2 separate regions of the Mus musculus genome follow, and region 2 is linked to region 1. The links are chromatin contacts, found by Hi-C or POLR2A ChIA-PET in ENCODE. All regions are on one chromosome and are shown on one strand. Each heading gives the region's core, a stretch centred on a gene start or an enhancer-like site at or near the end of the contact. The rest is flanking DNA. Distances are from core to core; before and after follow the strand shown.

The links. A loop is a pair of places that touch in the nucleus more often than their neighbours do. ChIA-PET counts read pairs that join two places held with the same protein, here RNA polymerase II (POLR2A).
Region 2: a loop to region 1 is called in a map of heart, with 2.6 times the contacts of the local background. The contact joins the enhancer-like site here to the promoter of Ctnnb1 in region 1. A Hi-C loop is called at or near these places in 2 of 37 maps with a recorded cell type or tissue (both heart). POLR2A ChIA-PET finds 5 or more read pairs at or near these places in 2 of 5 experiments (Patski and embryonic stem cell).

What each region holds. Positions count from the first base shown.
Region 1 is chr9:120,931,199-120,936,533 of GRCm38, forward strand. It overlaps Ctnnb1 (catenin (cadherin associated protein), beta 1), which reads left to right and starts at 2,202. Exons shown (of 15, transcript NM_007614.3): 1 at 2,202-2,440.
Region 2 is chr9:120,732,317-120,737,651 of GRCm38, forward strand. No RefSeq gene overlaps it. Among named protein-coding and RNA genes, the nearest start is that of Gm39458, 60 kb to the left of the region's middle. Within about 2 kb of position 1,820, at least 1 of the 3 ENCODE cell types and tissues checked has a DNase peak (open chromatin) inside an H3K27ac peak, as active enhancers do; it is heart, where a contact is called at or near this core.

The DNA of each region.
Region 1 (5,335 bases), core at 952-3,451:
GGCTTATTAATACTTACTTCTGCACAAAGTGCAAACACAGACTGAGCATGTGTGTGTGTGTGTGTGTGTGTGTGTGTGGTGTGTGTGTTTTAGTGAACATCCTCTCTGCTCACTATTATTCTACACTATTCAGTGTAGGCAAAGCTTGATCTGCAGGTGGTCTGATTACAGGACAAACACACCCCCATCCCATTTCTCAAAATGAATTACTTTATGTCGAACCCATTGGGCTGATCTTGAGGAGAAGGGGTGTAGAAGAGACACCAATTGCCATCTATGTGAAGTGTGTTACCTGGGGTCAATTATTTTAGCAACTAATTTTATAAAACCACCTCCTCCTTAGCTGCTTATGTTATTTTCAAATTAGCTCATAAAACCAGCAGGTTTCTTTATTCATCAGGTATGTTGATGACGTGTTTCTTTCTGGTGTAATGACAATATTTGTCTTAATTTCACAGAAATTGTCATCTGTTTTTGGTGACAAAATTATGGAATAGTCTTGTTTCATGAACGAAGTGAACAGAAATCTAGAGAAAATGTAAAATTCAGCTCACTGGTTTCAAGGCCAGTCACCTGGTTATGTCTCCTGCCGAGTTACACTGATAGGAAGAGGAGTGTTTGCGTTGTGGTAAAATCTGCCTTTTCTCTGAAACATATTCTCTGAATTATCAATAGGGATTGAGACTTTTAATTCTACGCTGGGGTTAAAATGCCAGAATTATGTGCTCTGTCTTGGCGTCTGGCTAGAGGAATATGAATACAAGGCTGTCTTTATCTTTTAGATTTGTCAGTGGTGCAGGCGCTTCTTAACGAGTTTTAATAGTGTGCCCTTTAAAAAAGAAGCAAAATTGGGACACAGAAAAAGAAGCAAGTGTCAAAAAGAAAAAAAAAAGAAAAAGAAAAGAAAGGAACCCCCCCCCCCCCCAAAAAAAAAAAGAAAAAGAAAAGAAAAGAAAGGAAACCCCGGACAGAGGTGAAGTCAGCTATCTAATTTTAAACGAATCGACCAAATATTCTTTAACTCTGCATGTGACAATTAAAATTAGGGGTTGGTAGCTGCAACCACCACTGGTAGGGCTTTGGTAAAATACCTTTTCCTGCTCTATCTCTCTGAGTTATGGCAGGCCAAGTCAGCCCCAGCCAGCAGCAGAGTTTACTCTCCGGAAATCCGAGCAGAGCTGCAGAGGGGAAAGGTCTAGACAAAGGCCCTCACTGAGCAGCTCCAGCATGGTGGACTGTGGTGGTTCACAGAGTTACGGTGATATGTCTTTAAGATAGAAAATTGAGTCATTTAAAAACTAAGCTGGCCCTACAGCACCGGCCCTGCCTCAGTGATGCATGGGCTTCCTGCCAGTACCTGTACATAAGGACCTATTGTTTACTTGCGTTAATTACAGCGCTGGGATGAAAGAAGGCAGTGGGGCAACTTTCCCTGTTGCCATTGTTTGGGAAGAGACGTGAGCTCAGAATAATAGGCTGGAGACAGCCAATTCACCCCAACTGCTCCAGTTTTGACAAGTGCCAATCGTGAAGGACAACAATGGGGCCATTTCCAAGAGAAGATCCAACTTCACCCTATTGTCATGATTTGGGGGGGGGGGAGCTCTCGAAGGATACAAAATTAGTTTTGAAAATTTAAGAGGTTACCCACAGGTCCTCTCAGCAACACACTCGAGTTTCTCAAACAATACAGAAAAATCGCTGTCCTTGGTCCCCACGCCTGGTTCTACTGACCCAGTGAGTCTGGGTAAGATGGGGTTTCTAGGAATCACGCTGGTGAACGCAGTGGTGGAGCTGAATCACTTGTTAATAGATGTTCGCAGACACTCTTGGGGACTCCAAGGCCTCCTGGGGTGGGGAGGAAAGGTGGCTGGGCCCCAGGTTCCCTGTCCGGATTCCAGAGGCACAGCGGGAAGGGAAGCGGGACACTCCTGGGAGCGGTAAAGTGTGGTGGGGTCCAATGGTGGTTCAGGGGTGTGGCGGCCGGTGCACCGGTGATGGCAGCCTCGAACCTGCGCCGTCCGAGGCCGCACTCCACCCGGCCCGCGGCGGCGGCCCGCTCTCGATTCCTTTAGTTTCCAATGGAGCGGCGTCTGGACGCCCCGCCCCGGCTCGGCCCCTCCCGGCGGCGCACGCGCAGAGCGACTCGGACTGGCGGGGACTACTTTCCCCGGCCCGCCCGCGCCCCGCCCCTCGTCCTCGCGCGGCGGAACGCTCCGCGCGGAGCGGCAGCGGCAGGATACACGGTGCCGCGCCGCTTATAAATCGCTCCTTGTGCGGCGCCATCTTAAGCCCTCGCTCGGTGGCGGCCGCGTCAGCTCGTGTCCTGTGAAGCCCGCGGCCCGGGGAGGCGGAGACGGAGCACGGTGGGCGCCGAGCCGTCAGTGCAGGAGGCCGAGGCCGAGCGGGCGGCCGCGAGTGAGCAGCGCGCGGGCCTGAGGTGCGGCGCCGCGGCGGGCCGGCTCGCGCCGCGCCAGCGGGAAACTTCGCGGGCCGGGTGGCGGCGGGAGGCCGCGGGGACGCGCGGGCTGGGGCCGGGGCCGGGCGGGCGCGCGCCGGGAGCCCGGATGGACGGCTGGCCGCCGTGGGGGGTGGGGACCGCGGTTCGCGTCCGGGCTGGGGCCGCCGCGGGGGCGGGGTGGGCGGGGGCCTCGCCTCCGTGGCCCGCGGAGCCGGGGGGACGCGAGACCTGGCGCTCGTCCCCTCTGTCCCTCGTGGAGCACGCACAGACAAATTTTTTTTTCTCCCTGCAACGACCTGACTGTGAGTTTGAATCCAAACAACTTTAAGCCGTGGAGTCGCCAAACTTGGATGCAGCGGGCGGGATGCGTCAGGAGCGTGTTCTCGGAGGGTGGCTTCTTGGACTCGCGTGGGGTTGGTGGCTGCGGGGCCGAGGTCCTGGCGGGAATTTGGGACCGTGGACGAGTCACCGGCCACTCCTGGTGTTGGAGGCGGGGGGGGGGGGAGGTGCGCGGGATCCGAAACCTGGGCTTGGGGGAGGGGGACTTGCCCTTAGCCAGTAAGTGTGGGGTCCGCTCCAAGTGTTTCTCCCCAGCGCGTTTGCTTTCTGAGCGAGACGGAGTGGCCGGAGCGCGGACCGCCAGGGCGTGGGAGCCTGGCGACTTGTTCTGAGTGTTGTTTGGGGGACCAGACTTGGAACCGACGCTCCCAAGTTCGGTACCCCAGGCCCGCTCCGGTGAGCCCGCTGGCTGCGGGGCAGCTTTGTCTCGGGCTCGGGTCTCCAGACATCTGTGGGCTCCCCTCCCCCGCGCCCCCCGCAGCCCCCCTCCCGGGGCCTGAGCTCTGAATGGAGAGCGGCTGGGCTGCTGGTATGCGGAGGTCGGCGAGAGGAAATCGAGGAGTGGTTTTAGTGAAACGAGAGCTTTGTGCCATGAATAATGGTGGCTTAGACCAGACAGCAAGCTGAGGAGACGGCAGCTTTGCCTTTGATAAAGTCTGCCTCATGTTTTTCACATGGCCAAGTTGTGAAGCGTTTTGTCTGGGATTTAGGAAGCCATTTCGCTATTTACTTGAGGTTTGCAGATGTCTCAGTGCAGTCTCTCCTCGTCCCGGGAAAGAGCTTGCTTTCTTGGTTCTAATTTAATGTTGCTTAAGCTTGTGGCCTTTGTATTTCGGTTTTGTATGTCCGGCTCAAACTTTGAGTTAAGGCCCGCAGTTACATTTAGTTCACTTTCACCTTAAACATTCAGAAATCCCCGAAATTAAAATGAAGTGCCTCCAAGGTTTGTTTGAGAACGCCCTTTCACAGCGGACAACATTGTTGATGGTACTGGGGATAGTCATTCTGTGACCTACCTAACCTTTGTCCTCAAGGCCGAGTCTGGACAAGGCCTTTAGTGGTGGCAAGGAAGTTGGAAACTTGCAGATGTTTCTCTACAACAAACCCTCCCAGGCTGAAGTCCTTAATTAAGGAAGCAGGCTATCTGGAAAGCTTAGCTTGCCTGGGACAGAGTCCTGGGCCTCACAGTCTGTAAAAAGACTATCTTCAGATAGGGAAACATTTAATCGAATGCAGGCGTGAAGAAATAGAGTTTAACTGTCATGTGATCATTTCTCATAGTCTAGAGCAGTGCTTCTCAGTCAGTCTTCCTGATGTTGTGACCTGTTAAAATAGTTTCTCAACTGTTATGGTGACCCCAACCGTAAAACTTTCCTTGCTACTTCACAACTGACTTTGCTACTGTTGTGAACCATAATGTAAATGTTTTCCCACGGTCTTAGGTGACCCCTGTGAAAGGGTTGTTGAACCCCCAGATTGAGAACACTAGTTTAGAGACTGTATATTGGGTATCTATGTCTCCAGCTTGAAGGGAAGTATCTACTGCTGTAGTGACGATGGGACTAGAGACTGTGAGTGAAGCCTTAGCTCACGAGTCTCAGAATCCCAGAATCCCACCGCCAAGGTGGAGGATGGGGAACTTTCTTAGTCGGAGTGTATTTTGAAATGTGTGCTCAGGAAAACTGGTGGAGCCCTTTTGCAAATAAACTCAGGGCAGAGCATGGACAAGAGCCTGTGCACACTGCAGGTGGCGAGTGGAGTGGAGTGGTATATTTACAGTCGTTTGTTGCTGTACTTCTAAGCAGGAAGTGGACAGTGAAAGTAGATGGAGTCAACTGAAATATCAGTGCTGAGGTGAGGTGAGGTGAGGCCAGGTCGTGGTCTCTGCCCATCACCTAGTGGTAAATTTTTAGTGTCCTTGGCCAGAAGCAAACCCGAGGGACAAACTCCTGAAACGGTGTTCACAAACTCGTAAAAACCTTGCAAACGTACAAACATTTTAACTCCATTTTCTTTTGTTGTTTTGTGGCCCCTGTCAACTCCTTTTTATTTAAAACAATCTCACTGAAGACATCTTCATGCCACAGAGAGTAAAGTAGATGAGCAGCTACAGTTCTGAGGCCTGTGGAGGCAGCCTCTGTCCTGAGAGGACGCAGCTTGAGGAATGTTAGGCAGCCCTGCGATGCTTGCTCTTCAGCAACACCGGTCATGGTGTGGTTCCTAGGTTAGCTACAAGTTTTATAAAAGGAAAAGTGTTTTGTGTCAATTGAAAGTGAATCAGAACTTTCCGGAGAAAGGTCTTTTTTTCCTCTGTTTACCTAAGAAATCTTCCTTTGTATTTAATGTAAAATCAAGCTTCCCTTGACTAAGAACCCTGATTTTTCTGCTGGGGTATAATTCTGGAAGAAAGCATCTAATCTTCCATGGGGAGAAGGCCTTTAAAGGAAGTAGGCAGTCCTGCTAGGACTTAGTTGTGTCTCTTAAGACACATTTCCCAGTTTCAATTGAGACGGCAGTGCTCTAGTCATGCCGAGC
Region 2 (5,335 bases), core at 570-3,069, 200 kb before region 1:
CACCTTACCCCACAGGGGTCCAGATAATGGTGTGACCCCGTTTCTTGTTTGATCATGTCTTGTGTGGTTTTGATGACCTGATTCTAACACGGCCATGTGCCCCTATAGCCCCAATTCACTCTGATAAACTTATCGGATGGTTCCCTTTCTGTTTCCAGAATAAGTCGTGTATCAGTCTGAGATGGCTGTATGTACAGACAGATAGACCATGCAGTTTCCTGCTTCACCCAGGGCCTGCAGGCCTCCTCTCTCAAAAAGCTGCTTGTAAAATGGAGTCTCCTGAGGCAAGGCACAGACTGAAAAACCACTGCTTTATATAGTCTGGAGTCATTTAGAGTAGGGCACAGCTTGATCTCCACAGAGTCTCTCCTCTGCCCCCACTTAGCTGCGTGCTACCTGCTGCCTGGACGGGGGGAGGGGTGTGTGCTTCACAGGCTAGGAAAGGGCCTGTCCTGGTTTCCAGCACTCAGCAGGTGAGCAGTGGGGGTGGGCAGCCGGCTCCGTTAGACCACCCACTCTCACCCCCTACCTCAGTGAGCATGCCCGAGCAGGTGTGCCCCGAGATTTAAATTCTCAAAGGATGAAGAAGCCTGGACTTGGAGGACGAGCCCATCCCAGCTCCCAGGCCCCAGGCTACGTGGTACTTTCCCAGGGATCGCAGAAGGACTCTTTGTTTTCCTTTTGAACACAGAGGACTCTGTTGAAGACCCTAGATGGAGAACAGGAAACCTTGCTCCCCTCCCAAACCCCCACCCCATTCCTTGCCGAGCCCTCTGTGGGGGGAGAGAGGACATCAGAGCAGGGCACGTCCCTAATGTCTCAGCCAAGGAAGCCAATGAGGGACATAAGCACCACACTGAAAACCCTCCCTTGGGCTGGAAGGCACTGGTGTTACTGTGCGGATCTTGTGTGCCTCCTTACTAACCACCCCACCCCCGCCCCCCAGTGTGACTATCCAGGCGGCAGCCAGGATATTCTAAAGACAGCTGTGCCTTTCCTTTTGGCTATCTGGAATTTTCTCCCAAGAATCTCATGCTTGGACAAGGAAAAGGCTGAAGCCTGCTTCCAGCCAGAGGAGTGCTTCTACCCCAGGAAGATTTTACACTCCGGACAACATGTCAGGCCATCTTGCAGAGAGGCCTGAGTCCAGACAGTGATCATGGGTCAGACTTGACAGAACTGGCTCACTGCCCTGCCTCATTTGCTCACTAAAACCTAAACCTCAGGTTGAGACCCTACAAATGGACTTTGGGGGGATCCCTGAACTTCTCTGTTCCTCCCCCCAGTGTGGTCACATTGAGCAAATCTCCCTTCCTACTTTTTACTACTGGTTTTGGAGATGCTGGGGACAGGTGGCTTGCTTGTTGAGGCTGCTGAGGCCCAGGCTCACAGGTCGGGGAACACCAGCAGCCTGGAGCTTTTCTGGTCCACAAGCAAGCCTCATTGCAAACGCAGAGCCTGCTGTTCTCACCCTCTCCTCAAGGAAGCCATTGCTGATCCGCTGTCCAAGGAGACCCACAGTCCTGCGCTGTCACTTCCTAACTGTGCAGCCCCACCAAAATCCTTCCTGCTGAGGACACCCTTCCGTAGTCTCTCTGAAATGCAGGTCTCTTGAGAGCACAGAGCCCCTGACACCTTCCCCACAGCTGTCACTAACAAGCAGAATGGGGGTATGCCAGGGACAGGAGCTATCTGGGAGGGATAGCCGGGCACAGAAGCCGGCCACACTCCACATTTGCTGGAAGCTGAGCCTGTATTCACTGAAACATGAGGCTGGGGATGCCTGGGAGACAGCTGGGATGCCTGGCTGGACTCAAGGGAGAATCTGAGCCTGGGATATATATTTCAGAGTCTTTCTCATAAAGCTAAGAACCAAAGCACTGGGTGTGCCCAGAAGGGAGCAAAGTCAGAGCCTCGGACAACAGCCACACCCATCTGATGCCCAGTCCCAGCTGCTTCTGAATGCTTCCCTTCCCTCAATGACAGTTCTGCAGAACTGCCACCCAGGGTCCTCCCAGGGCTTCCTGGTCCTCCTGGCAGCTGCTGGCGGGAGGCTCTCCGCTGCTCTGCATAAGGGAGGGCCATCTGCAGGGCGAGTGCAGAATTTACAATGGACATGAGTGCACTAGACAGGGGCTTAGATCAAAGAGGGCGCCCGAGTTTGTGAAGTCCTTTCATCTTCTCTGATGAAGGATGATACAGAAACGTGAAGTTCGGATGATTGTTTCACTGGGTTCCGGACAGAGCTGGACCGGAACTCACCCAGATGGCCAAGCTAGATGCCCTGTGTGGATGGCTCTATAACACACAGACAGGCCAGTCACATAGTCTAATTCTCTGGTATGTGTTAGTCAATTACATCATCTAAGTGACCTTTATGGTCCTACAAAAAAATCACGACTCAGATTGCTATAGATGTAGCATGAAATGTACATATTTTGTTGCTATATGTAGAAAAAGCCGTATAAGTCAGTAAAGGAAACAGTAAGGACATGTGGGTCTGCCGGCGCCTCTCCAGAGAGAGCCTGGGAGAGACGTCACCCCTAGAATAAAGCGCTCGCTTCACTTCACAGGGATCAGTAGGAAAATTAACAAGGGCCCCTCGTTCTGTTCCATAATTCATTCTCTTTGTTTTAGACATTGAGCTAAGCTGGTGACTCGAAACCACGAGGAAGCTTTTAAACCCAGATCTGGGCCTGGCAGTTTTTGCCTTCCCAGTGACTTCTCCCATCATTAGGGAGATGGACATCATGCCAGCTTGTCATTCAAATTCCCTTCCAATTTAACTCCGTGTCCTTCACAGGCACCCACTGTTACCTCACAGCAGATAATGCTGCTTTTCAGGCTCACCGCCCTCCATTGGAATTGCACTTGTGGCTGGATTTAGTCCTTGGCTTGGGGCTAAGTTAAGATGCGGGAGTCCAAGGGGAGACGGAGAGCTGTCTGTCTCCCTGTGTTTACCTGACCTTGTAAACAGGGGACCAGCTGCTGTTTCCTGCTTTCTGCCACTGGGGAAAATGGAAGGCCACAGGAAGGTGACAGCTGAGGGTCCCACAGTGGGTCCCCAGGGTGGGTCACTCATCGGGCTGTCAATGCAGCTGTTGCTTGCTTGGGTTGGGGCCCTGTGCCAATTTGGACGCTGGCATCCCGGTGACAGCAGCAGCAGAAAGGGCAGGGAGATAAGGAAAGGGGGAACCTTGAAAAGGCTCCAAATGATAGTTGGCTTGCTTGTGACATAACATCCCCCTTCCCACAGCCACCACTCCCCTATACTCAGAGGGATGTCGGAGACATCGTAGGTGAGCTGAGTACATTTGCAGTGAGATGGGCAGCAAGCCCTACCAAGTCATGCTGGTGGCTTCGAGAGCAGAGGACCTACCTAGCCCATGGCTGCTGTCCATTGCTTGCAGTAGCCTCCTTCCCTGCTCCTGTTTTCATGTCAGGAGAGAGAGAAGACTTTCTCCTTGCAGCCAGAGAGAAGAAATACAACATAGAGATGCCAGTTTATAAAGAGTGTCATGTTTAAATGGGTCAGATGCTTGGGGTTCAACGGGTCAGTCAGGGTCACACCCTAAGACCATGAAGCCACGATGTCAGCCCGAGATACTCCACGGATCCCAAGAACCCCCATGAAGATGCCCCTCTGAGTCAAATGTTGCTATGGACCTTAGGTGGACAGTGTGGGGACAGGTTAGCTCTATATCTAGCATCTATTTAACTGTTATTCAGTCTCTTCCCCAAATGCCAGCAGTGTCACAGAAGAGACAGTTGTCCCCCTGGCCACCCACCCTCACTGAGCAGCCAGGGTTGATATGGCAAACCTAGATCTAATTACCCAGCGCCTGCAGAGCAGCAAGGTAAGGCCAAGCTCTCAGGAGCATTTCTGCAGAAGGAGTGATCACACTGCACAGTAGGATTTGCAGCAACTAAGATCACTTGCTCTGTAAACCGAGAGGACACGCTGCAGGTCAGACAGCACCAAAAAGGGCTCCTTGGAGAAAAGCTGTGTCTCCAGTCTCTGCTGAAAATGAAGGTGGCAGTACGGGCAGAGGCCAATCTGTTCTCAAGAGGACAGAGACCACTGTTGTAGAGGAGCGGGGTTAGTGACAAGAGAAGTTTCCGACAGGGAGAACACAGTGCTGAGCAAAAGCTTTGGGTCTTTGCTCTGTCCTCATCCCTAGCAACAAACCTTTCAGAGCTTCTGGTTTTTTTTTAAATATAATCTTGTTTGCTTTTATGTGCACATGTGTATGTGTGTGCCTTCTTTTATGTGCACATGTGTATGTGTGTGCCTTCCTGTCTGTTTGTTTACCGTGCGTTTGCAGTAAGTGTTCTTGGAGGCCAGAAGAGAACATCAGACTTCCTAAAACTTGAGAGCTGGAGTTACAGACAGCTGTGAGCTGCCATGTGGGTGCTGGAAATTGAACCCTGGTCCTCTGCAAGAGCAGCAGGTGCTCATAACCACCTAGCCATTTCTGCAGCCCCAGAGCGTCTGATTTTTCTAGGAGGATAGAGTGAAGATTTCTTCAAACTTTTAAAATTTATTACTGAAGTTTTCATGAAACACTCCATTTAAGGCTTTGACCCCATCATTTTATGCAAAGTTTTAGCAATTGAATGTTCCAGGGGTCTTACTGCTCATTAATTTAAAAATACAAACAAACAAACAAGCAAGCAAAACCCAAACAAACAAAGTTTGAAAAGAGTACCCTGGCATGAGTTCTCAAAGTGTCAGAGACAGAGAGCTTTAGGGAGGGAGAACGGATTGGTTTTGTTTCCTTTGTGTATGTATAACTTGGAGAAAAACTCGGAACAGGATATCCAAGGATAAATTTCATCCTTTATATATTTAAAAAAAACAATTTTTTTTTAGCCAGTATTCTTATCCTGGCCCCACTTCCTGTCCTGTCTACCTCCTGACTGTGGATGCAATGTGACCAGTCAGACCCCACAGCTGCTGCGTGCCTCCTTATCCACACAGAAGACTGTATTTTCTCAACGGTGGGTCAGAGTAAACCCTTCCTCTCTTCCTGTGCTTTTCAGGCATTTGGTCTCAGCCAGGAGAAAAGCGGCTAACACAGTTTAGCAGCAGGGAAAGGTCTCCCAGGGTAGCCTTGTCTTGTCTTGTTTGTTTGTTTTTAAGGGGAAATTATCTGAGAAATACTACATGGGAAGATAAAAGCATACAGGAAAGAGCTGTTTTGTGATTGGTTCAAAAACCTGTCTAAATAAGGATAAGAATCTTTGAATTTAAATCTGCACATGGATGACCTCAGGGAGCTAAAAATAACCATGATATGAATGGAGTAGCATTGAGCCGGGCTGTGGTGGTGGC